Regions from separate parts of the Homo sapiens genome. Here region 1 is linked to region 2. The links are chromatin contacts, found by Hi-C or POLR2A ChIA-PET in ENCODE. All regions are on one chromosome and are shown on one strand. The core of a region is the stretch at or near the end of the contact, and the rest is flanking DNA. Distances in the headings are between cores, read along the strand shown. Region 1 has its middle 23 kb from the start of PLPP2. Region 2 holds the start of TPGS1 (tubulin polyglutamylase complex subunit 1).

Region 1 (5,414 bases), core at 715-3,214, 240 kb before region 2:
ATCAACATTTGTTCATTCACTGTGACAAATGACGTGAGACATACTGATAGAAGATGTTAATAAGAGAGGAAACTGGGTTGAAGCTACATGGGAAATCTGTGTTTTCTTTGTTATTTCTGTATAAATCTAAAACAACTCTAAAATAAAACTTAATTTAAAAGTGTTGTATTTTTTCAAACACCTGCTTAATTATTTGTACTAGTAATTACTAGTAATTTACCCTGTTAACTATTCCTGTCTTTTAATCAGAGCATTTATGACATAAAAATTAAAGCATACAGATTAATATCTAATTCCAAATAAATGCCTCTACATGTTTTATGTTAAAGTAATAACATAGATGTATAAACTTACTTCACATAATTTTTTCTGGTACTGTGGCTGTGTCTTGGGTTCACTCTCTAAAAAGGTGGTCGGTCGCCTTTTAGACAACCAGGAAAAAAATTCATTTTAGAGACTCTATTTCAATTCATGGTTGAACATTGTCAAAAGAATGTTTAAAAAAGTTCCTTAGTATCCAAGATTTAAAAAAAAAAATGTTTCAATGGCAAATCGATTCATCGTGACTGGATCACTTTCTCTAAAATATCCCTGTCTTTGTTTTCCATGCATGCTTTTTAGCAATAATACAACAGAATGCAATATTGGCCACTGGGGGAAAAGTATTCAAAGATAGAAAGTGAATAGAATTTGTAACCATGATAATTTAATGTTTCATTGTGATATTTTCTAAAACAGAAGAGTTTAAGAATATTCAAAGTCAATTTCCTCAATGATACTTTGCAGAATGTGATGAAACTAGAGAAACAAAAATGGCAGGATATTCTGAGTGATTTTAGATGTTGCTAGGATTTATGGGAAAAAATAATTTACCTGTTAGAGAATCACAAATAATTATTGGAAGCCCAAACTCTGAAATGTTTCCAAATTTAGTTGAACTTGTAAGTAATTATAATGTCAATATAGCTAGTCATGAAGTTAATGATAAAAGACGACCCATGCCTTATTTATGTAATAAAATATACAATGAATGATTAATGCTCCTCGGAAAATACGCTGGACTTGAACTACAATTGAGAGTGTCAGAATCAAAATATATTTGATTGTATAACAGGAGTAGCCCATCATGAACAAATGTATCATCTCATAAAGTATGCTCACGTTAAATATACTGTCAGAACAATGGAAAAAGCTGTTTTGCCTTTGTTGAAAGAATAATGGAGACAGTCCAGCTTAGGGAATTATTAGGTTGGAAACATACAATGCTGGCATAAGAACGTCCTGGACAGGGATGTAACAGTGAACAGCTCTGGCAGGTGTAGGAAAGGGTCGCAGCCATCATATCCCCTCCCCAAATGCTCAAACTAAATCTGCACATACGTCTGTATTAGGATTTGGTACATGTTATTTCGTGTGGGGAGGTATAAACAATGCATTTAAACTTTACGTTTCTAGTTAGAATATGCCTATTGCTAAATATTTCCATACTGATTCAACTACTTCAGTGCTGTGAGACAAATGAGCTATTACAACACGAATGAAAGCGCTGGCGACTCCGCAGCGCCGGCCGGTCCCCAGCCATCACCCGCGCCGTCCCGATGGCGCCGCTCGCGTTGCTCCTTTCTCGGCGCCAGGATCTCTCCCCAGGAACCAGCGCAGATCCGGAGGCCACGCTGCGCTGCGCTGCGCTGCGCTGCGCTGTCAGGACGCGCAGTTCCCGCCCCGCTGAAGGGACACCGTTTTACAACACGCCGCGTAGACCGTGACAGGGAAGTAAGGCCCACGGCAGCGCTCCCTCCTCAGCACTCGCGGCCGCGGACAGGACGCCTTTTCCTCCTCCTCTCACCTGGTGACCGGGTGTCCCGAACCGCGGCCGCTCCCGGGCGGGTCCTGAAGAGACCGTGGCTCCGTCTTCCCGGTCGACGCCCCGGGGCGACGAGTGCGGATCCGCCGCGGTTCCCGCGCGTGCTCCAGGTTGGGCGGGAGCCGGGCGCCCCCTCGCGGCAGTCCTGGGGAGTCTCTGAAAATCAGCGTTCGGATGACTGCAGGCCGTGATTTCGGAAATGTCAACTGAAATCGAGGCCACCATCCCGTGCCTTGATCGGAACGGATGGAGATTTTAAAAACTAAAAAAGATGGCCCGGGCGCGGTAGCTCACGCGTGTAAACCCAGCACTTTGGGAGGCCGAGGCGGGCGGATCACCCGAGGTCGAGAGTTTGAGACCAGCCTGACCAACGTGGAGAAACCCTGTCTCTACTAAAAATACAAAATTAGCTGGGCGTGGTGGCGCATGCCTGTAATCCCAGCTACTCGGGAGTCTGAGGCAGGAGAATCGCTTGAACCCAGGAGGCGGAGGTTTCGGTGAGCTGCACCATTGCACTCCGGCCTGGGCAACAAGAGTGAAACTCCGTCTCAAAAAAATAAAATAAATAAAATAAAAACTAAAAAAGATGTCCAGTAGGCAAAAGTCAGTTGAGTTTCTTCATATCACCAATAATGGATGGAAATAATTGGAACTAGAAATATTAAAATACCATTTACAATAGCACCCCTGAAGCTGAATCCATTAAGTATCAGCGTAACAAAAGGTGTGCAAACATGCATTCGGAAAACCATGAATCACAGTTGAGAGAAACCAAAAGAGGTATAAGTAAATGCAGAGATGTTCCTTATTTAGGAGAAGTACACTCATTATTGTGAAGGTGACAATTCTTTCCAAATCGATCTATAGATTCAGCCAAATCCCAGTTAAATTCCAGGCAAAGATATCGACAAACTGTTCCTAAACCCAGAATGGATGAAATAAGACTGAAGGAGAACAAAGTTAAAGACCTCACACATCTGGATCTGAACACTCACCCTAAAGCCACAGTAATGAAGAGAGCGTGGCAGTGGTGAAGCGGTTAGACACATAGATAAGTGGGACAGAACAGAGAGCCCCCAAACAGACTCAAGCCAACTGACTTTGTCAAACGGACAAAGGCAACTCAGTGGAGAAAGAGAAGTCTGTTCCACAAAAGACAACAGAACAATTGCAAACCATAGGGGAAAGAAATGAATGGAGACAAAAACCTTGTATTTTATCCAAAAATTCACTCAAAATAGTCCATAGACTTAAATTTTCAAGTGCAAAGTTGTGAAAGTTATAGAAGAAAGCCGAGAAAAATATCTGCATGGCCTTGGTTTGGGTGATGAGTTTCTAGATGCAATACACCAAAAGCCAACCCACAAAAGAAAACAAAACAATAACGGGGACTTTATTAAAATTTAAAATGGCTGCTCTGGTTAAGAGAACAAAAAAGCAATTCACAGACTGATTGATAGAAAATATTTGGGAAACAGCCGGGCAAGGTGGCTCATACCCATAATCGCAGCACTCTGGGAGGCCAAAGTGGGTGGATCATTTGAGGTCAGGAGTTCGAGACTAGCCTGGCCAACATGGTGAAACCCCGTCTCTACTAAAAATACAAAACAAAACAAAAAAAATTAGCTGGATGTGGTGGCACACGCCTGTAATCTCAGTTACTCGGGAGGCTGAGGCAGGAGAATTGCTTGAACCCAGGAGGCAGAGGTTGCAGTGAGCTGAGATCGCACCACTGCACTCCAGCCTGGGTGATGGAGTAAGACCCTGTCTCAAGAAAAAAAAAGAAAATATTTGGGAAACACATCCGAAAAAGGACTTGTCTGCAAAATATTTTTTTTTAAAAAAAACCTCTAAAACTCAAAAAGAATTAGATGAACAACCCAATTGAAAATATGTGAAGATCTGAAAAGACACCTCAGCAAAGAAGATGCACAGATGCCAAATAAGCATCCAAATTAATTAATTCTCAACAAACTTGTCCTGAGGGAAAAGCAGATTAAATGAGATAGTACTGTACATCTATTAAAATGGCTAAAATCTAAAGAACAGTAGCAATTGCAATAGGAGGTCTCATTCATTGCTGGGGGAAGGCATAAGGGTACAGTCACTTCAGCAGTTTTTCCAAAAACTAAACAAGTCTCACCATCTGATCCAACAATCTCCTTCTTAGGTATTTAGACAACTGCCTTGAAAAATTATGTCCAAGTAAAAACCAGCACACACATGTATAGAAGCACTATTCATAATAGCCAAAAATTAAAGGAATCATGACATTCTTCAGTAGCTGAATGCATAACCAAACTGAAGTATGCGGTGCAATGGAATGCTATTCAGCAAAAGAAAGGCATGACCTATCCACCCACGCTACCCGGATGGACCTCACAGGCACACTGCTTCATGAGAGAGAAAGTCATGACCTATCCACCCACGCCACCTGGATGGACCTCACAGGCACACTGCTTCATGAGAGAGAAAGAAAGGCATGACCTATCCACCCACGCTACCCGGATGGACCTCACAGGCACACTGCTTCATGAGAGAGAAAGTCATGACCTATCCACCCACGCTCCCTGGATGGACCTCACAGGCACACTGCTTCATGAGAGAGAAAGTCATGACCTATCCACCCATGCCACCTGGATGGACCTCACAGGCACACTGCTTCATGAGAGAGAAAGTCATGACCTATCCACCCACGCCACCTGGATGGACCTCACAGGCACACTGCTTCATGAGAGAGAAAGAAAGGCATGACCTATCCACCCACGTCACCCGGATGGACCTCACAGGCACACTGCTTCATGAGAGAGAAAGAAAGGCATGACCTATCCACCCACGTCACCTGGATGGACCTCACAGGCACACTGCTTCATGAGAGAGAAAGTCATGACCTATCCACCCACGCTCCCTGGATGGACCTCACAGGCACACTGCTTCATGAGAGAGAAAGTCATGACCTATCCACCCATGCCACCTGGATGGACCTCACAGGCACACTGCTTCATGAGAGAGAAAGTCATGACCTATCCACCCACGCCACCTGGATGGACCTCACAGGCACACTGCTTCATGAGAGAGAAAGAAAGGCATGACCTATCCACCCACGTCACCCGGATGGACCTCACAGGCACACTGCTTCATGAGAGAGAAAGTCATGACCTATCCACCCACGCCACCTGGATGGACCTCACAGGCACACTGCTTCATGAGAGAGAAAGAAAGTCATGACCTATCCACCCATGCTACCTGGATGGACCTCACAGGCACACTGCTTCATGAGAGAGAAAGAAAGGCATGACCTATCCACCCACGCCACCCGGATGGACCTCACAGGCACACTGCTTCATGAGAGAGAAAGAAAGGCATGACCTATCCACCCACGCTACCCGGATGGACCTCACAGGCACACTGCTTCATGAGAGAGAAAGAAAGGCATGACCTATCCACCCACGTCACCTGGATGGACCTCACAGGCACACTGCTTCATGAGAGAGAAAGGCATGACCTATCCACCCACGTCACCCGGATGGACCTCACAGGCACACTGCTT
Region 2 (5,161 bases), core at 2,351-4,850:
AATTAGCCAGGTGTGGTGGCATGTGCCTGTAATCCCAGCTGAGGATTACTCGGGAGGCTGAAGCAGGAGAATCACTTGAACCCGGGAGGCGGAAGTGGCAGTGAGCTAAGATCACGCCATTGCACTCCAGCCTGGGGGACAGAGCAAGATTCCATTTCGAAAAAAAAAAAAAAGTGTGGTCATACATTTCGCAGAGCCCAATATATCCCAAGCATTATCATTTCAACAGGTAATCAATATAAAATAGTATGAAGGAGATATATTACATTCCTCCCTTTTCCCCAGACTAAGTCTTCAAAGTGCAGATTGTAGGCTCAGCACCCTTCATGGTGGTGAGCCGTCCTCTCTCCGGTCTGCCCTTTTTTTTTTTTTTTTTTTTTTTTGAGAGACAGAGTCTCATTCTGTCACCCAGGCTGGAGTGCAGTGGTGCGATCTCAGCTTACTGCAACCTCCACCTCCCGGGTTCAAGTGATTCTCCTGCCTCAGCCTCCCAAGTAGCTGGGATTACAGGCGCCTGCCACCATGTCCAGCTAACTTTGTATTTTTAGTAGGCACAGGGTTTCACCATGGTCAGGCTGGTCTCGAACTCCTGACCTCGTGATCCACCCGCTTTGGCCTCCCGAAGTGCTGGGATTTCAGGCGTGAGCCACCCCGCCTGGCCTGGACTGCCCATTTCTAAACTCTAAGGTGCTATGCGCATTTCAAAAGGGTCATGGTAAAGTCCTTTGTGAAATTTCAGGGAACGTGGTAACTTTGGAAGCACGTGTAGCCTCTGAGGGGCTCCTCCCTTCCCAAGCCTGCAGAGGCCTGGAGGGCTCTGACCGGGGTCTCCTGCACTCTCTCCCCAGCGTCCAAACCTGCGGGTGACCAGCTGCCCGCGGCTCTGTGGACCAGCAGTGCGGTGCTGGGACTGCTGCTCCTGGCCTTGCCCACCTATCACCTCTGGAAACGCTGCCGGCACCTGGCTGAGGACGACACCCACCCACCAGCTTCTCTGAGGCTTCTGCCCCAGGTGTCGGCCTGGGCTGGGTTAAGGGGGACCGGCCAGGTCGGGATCAGCCCCTCCTGAGTGGCCAGCCTTTCCCCCTGTGAAAGCAAAATAGCTTGGACCCCTTCAAGTTGAGAACTGGTCAGGGCAAACCTGCCTCCCATTCTACTCAAAGTCATCCCTCTGTTCACAGAGATGGATGCATGTTCTGATTGCCTCTTTGGAGAAGCTCATCAGAAACTCAAAAGAAGGCCACTGTTTGTCTCACCTACCCATGACCTGAAGCCCCTCCCTGAGTGGTCCCCACCTTTCTGGACGGAACCACGTACTTTTTACATACATTGATTCATGTCTCACGTCTCCCTAAAAATGCGTAAGACCAAGCTGTGCCCTGACCACCCTGGGCCCCTGTCGTCAGGACCTCCTGAGGCTTTGGCAAATAAACCTCCTAAAATGATACAAACGTGTCAGTTTTCTCAGTTGACACCCACTCCGTGGAGAGGAGAGGTCTGAGGGCTCCGGACAGCAGAGGGTTGACTGTGGGTCCTGCCCTGATGGCTCCATCTCCCTCATCCCACAGTCCGGGGCTGGAGAAGAAAGTGTTAGAAATGCTTGTTCCCCGGTGCCGTAAAGAAATAGCACTTGAATATAAATGTCATTTCCTCAGCAAGGCCACTGTTTTACTTTCTGCAGAAAGGGTACACTGGCCAGCAGTTTTGCCACGAGAGTATCCAGAACAAAGGAGACAGGGTCATTTATAACCTGACGCGTCCACCCTACTGCTCTGTCCGGTTTCCATTGGCTGGAACGGGACGGTTTCCATTGGCTGGAACGGGACCTCACATTCTGTATTTATCCCGATCGGCTAGCAGCTTGGAACTTTTAAAAAGAGGCAAAGGCAGAGGAGAACAAAGGAAGGAAGAAGTAGCTTGTGGAATGCTAAGAAAGGTAAAAACACCTTCAAATAAGGAAGAGGAACAGGTTATGACCTAATGCTTGCTTGGACCAGTATAAGCATGCCAGGGCAGATATTTAGCCTACATTGTGGGCACTAAGAACATAAAGTATGTTGATTTCCTTATTACATTATATATATTCAATATAACATTAACAATTAATTAACAAAGAATGTTAGCACAGGTCTTTTGTTTGTTTGTTTTTTGAGACAGAGTCTCGCTCTGTCGCCCAGGCTGGAGTGCAGTGGCGCGATCTCGGCTCACTTGCAAGCTCCGCCTCCCGGGTTCACGCCATTCTCCTGCCTCAGCCTCCCGAGTAGCTGGGACTACAGGCGCCCGCCACCACGCCTGGCTAATTTTTTGTATTTTTAGTAGAGACGGGGTTTCACCGTGTTAGCCGGGATGGTCTCGATCTCCTGACCTCGTGATCCGCCCGCCTCGGCCTCCCAAAGTGCTGGGATGACAGGCGTGAGCCACCGCGCCCGGCCTACCACAGGCCTTTGAATACATTTTGCTTCTAAGAGAAGTTACTATTTATTCCTAATTAGATGGGGAGGAAAGTCTCATTTGAAGAGGAACCTCTACTTCACGTTTTACAAAGGGCATTTGGTCTGCCCGCCAGAGATTCCTGTGCTGGGAGGATGGTGGAACGGTCCCCCGGCAAACAGCTCTCATTGCCCCCTGCCCGGGGCAACGCCCCTGAGGGACGGGGACGGCACCCAGCAAGCTCTGCCCGGGGCGGGGAAACGCGAGGGCTTAGTGGTTTCCTCGGTGAGAAGCTTAACCAGGAGTCCCCGAAAGCAGTGAGGGAAGATCCACAGAGGTCGCCTGGGGAAACACACCCAGAGGCGGCTTATGGAGGAGACTGCTTGTGTTTTGAGGTGGCTGCGGGCTGCGGAGGGTTGGGAGGGCCGGGAGGGCGGCCGGAAGCGAGGTCAGGCGATGAAGGCCTGGAGGTGCCAGCCCGGGGGCCCTGGAGAGCCATGGCAGAGTTTACAGCTCTGGAGGCTGCGGTGTCAGAAAGCTCCCTCTGGCGGTCAGGGGGTAACAGCGCGGGATGCTCGCCCGTGTGGCCGCCAATAGGGGCTCAGCGCAGCTGCAGCGGAGCTGGGGAGGGGGCTTCTCCCACGAGGTGAGCTACGCACTCAGACGTTGACTGAGTTAGGCGGAAGGCCAGGCTGAGCTCGACCCCCAGCACCAAGGCTCAGAGATGAACATGAGAAAAGGGTCTGGGGGCCGGGCGCGGGGCTGGGTCCAGCAGTCCTGGGCAGGTCCAGCCCCGCGCATGCTCCGTCAGGCTTCTCTGCTAACCAGGGAGACTGGTTGCTAGGAGACCATGCTAATGAAGGACTCGCTCACTACCCAAATGGCAAGCAATCCGGCTTTGTGCCAGAAACGAAGCACTTCCGAGGCAGCCATTTTGGAGTCTGGCAAAATTCAGGACCGAGGCCAAAGCCAGGAGAGCCAATCAATATACACAAAGAGGGAGGAGAAGAGAGAGTGCCAATAAGGACACAAGGAAAGTGGTAGCGTACCCTTGTCACTTCCCAAAGTCTCCCAGCGGGATACCGGTGCCCTCTGCCCTTAATCAAGATGGCCGCCTTGGGGGGGCTCTAGCGCACAGTGGAATATGGCGGTGCTTCCGGTCCCGCTGCCCTCAGCGAAGATGGCGGCAGTGGAGAAGCGGCGGCAAGCGGTACCACCGCCGGCCGGTTTCACGGACAGCGGCCGCCAGTCGGTATCCCGGGCGGCGGGGGCGGCCGAGAGCGAGGAGGACTTCCTGCGGCAGGTCGGCGTGACGGAAATGCTACGTGCGGCCCTGCTGAAGGTGCTGGAGGCGCGGCCCGAGGAGCCGATCGCCTTCCTGGCTCACTACTTCGAGAACATGGGCCTGCGCTCGCCTGTAAACGGCGGCGCCGGGGAGCCCCCGGGCCAGCTCCTGCTGCAGCAGCAGCGCCTGGGCCGCGCGCTATGGCACCTTCGCCTGGCCCACCACTCCCAGAGGTGCGCAGTGGGCCGGCTTGGGCGGGTGGGGCAGCGATGGACTTCAACTCCCAGCATGCCGCGCGCGGCTCCCTACCCGCAGCGCCGGCGCAGGGGCCCGGGGCTTGCTGGGAGTTGTAGTGCGCGATGCCTTCTTGGGTGGGATGGATCGGACAAGGTGGGCTGGAGGGTCCGGGCTTCGGTCCGGCGCTAGGCAGCGCGCTGCATGCGGCGCGAGTCCTTCTGGCCGGCTTCGCCTTCTGTGATGCCTTTTTGCAGGTGCTGAGTTTCCCCTTGCAGTTCATGATTTTCAAAATCGTGCAGCTCAAGAGGACTTGGCCCGAGGTCGCAGAGCCAGCCCCCGAGCCAGGTCCTCCTAGTCGCCTCCTTAGCAGCCTCATGTTATCCCCGTCCATTCAGCCAGAACGTGAATATTTACAGAGAGCAGCGCAGTCACCCAGGGCCCCCATCTTAGGGGACAGGCTCCCAGCGGGCAGGTGGGGATTCCTGGAAGAGCCTGGCGATGTGCGGGCGGGTTGCAGGGAAGAGGCCCAGCAGGTGCAAATTTAGACCCCGAGTGTGGGGCACACGGGAGGCGGGAAAGCCACGGAATTTGGCTGAAGCATGCGAGGCTGCAGGTGCCTACGCGCGGTGTCCCCTGGCTGGGGCCAGTTCTGAGCCCAGGGAAGGTGGTTGGGGACTATCTGTTGGCGTTGGGGATGGATGGGCTGATGTCTTTTGTTGGGGGGGGGGTCCCCAGAAGCGGAGCCTGAGGTAGGCATTGTGTGTGCAGGTGATTTTACAAGGGGGTGCGCCCAAGAGAACCCAGGAAGGGGGTGGGAAGAGCAGGCAGGGAAGGATGCCAAGCAAAGGTGCCCTTTCAGCCTCATAACCAGGGCATAAGCGCCCACCATGGCAGCCCTCGCCAGAGTCCCAGAGAAGTTCGGGGGGAGAAGAGAGATGGGGAGTGTCCCCCCTACCACGTTCAGGGTGCACAGGTGTCCAAGATCATACTCAGATAAGGGTGGCAGGGTGTTGGGTACCTGGACAAGGAGCAGACTTGCTCCGGTGGCCCAGTGGCTCTGAAGGCCCCGCCCGATGATTTGCTGGAGCCAGGTGGGAGGGGAGCGGGCAAGGGCAGGCCCAGAGGGTCAGTGGAGCCGTTTACTGCGATGGAAGGCCCCTGGTTTGAAGAAGCTGCCAGAGCCACTTGCGGATTAAGTTGGAGGCTGGG

The links. Hi-C counts contacts between places; a loop is a spot of excess contacts on that map. ChIA-PET counts read pairs that join two places held with the same protein, here RNA polymerase II (POLR2A). Pooled maps may share reads with other maps.
Region 1: a loop to region 2 is called in a map of naive thymus-derived CD4-positive, alpha-beta T cell, with 17 times the contacts of the local background. The contact joins the enhancer-like site here to the promoter of TPGS1 in region 2. A Hi-C loop is called at or near these places in 3 of 168 maps with a recorded cell type or tissue (CD4-positive, alpha-beta memory T cell, mammary epithelial cell and naive thymus-derived CD4-positive, alpha-beta T cell) and 9 of 50 pooled maps. POLR2A ChIA-PET finds 5 or more read pairs at or near these places in 2 of 52 experiments (PC-9 and activated CD4-positive, alpha-beta T cell).

The regions. Positions count from the first base shown.
Region 1 is chr19:265,552-270,965 of GRCh38, forward strand. No RefSeq gene overlaps it. Among named protein-coding and RNA genes, the nearest start is that of PLPP2, 23 kb to the right of the region's middle. RefSeq lists an enhancer at 1,683-1,812 and a silencer at 1,973-2,052. Within about 2 kb of position 1,965, at least 12 of the 41 ENCODE cell types and tissues checked have a DNase peak (open chromatin) inside an H3K27ac peak, as active enhancers do.
Region 2 is chr19:503,897-509,057 of GRCh38, forward strand. TPGS1 (tubulin polyglutamylase complex subunit 1) reads left to right here and starts at 3,601. Exons shown (of 2, transcript NM_033513.3): 1 at 3,601-3,948. The coding sequence starts at 3,611. It overlaps MADCAM1-AS1 (MADCAM1 antisense RNA 1), which reads right to left and starts at 3,993. Exons shown (of 3, transcript XR_936221.4): 1 at 3,480-3,993. MADCAM1 (mucosal vascular addressin cell adhesion molecule 1) reads left to right here. Exons shown (of 5, transcript NM_130760.3): 5 at 849-1,447. The coding sequence ends at 1,069. RefSeq lists enhancers at 2,677-3,534, 3,407-3,746 and a silencer at 2,747-2,876.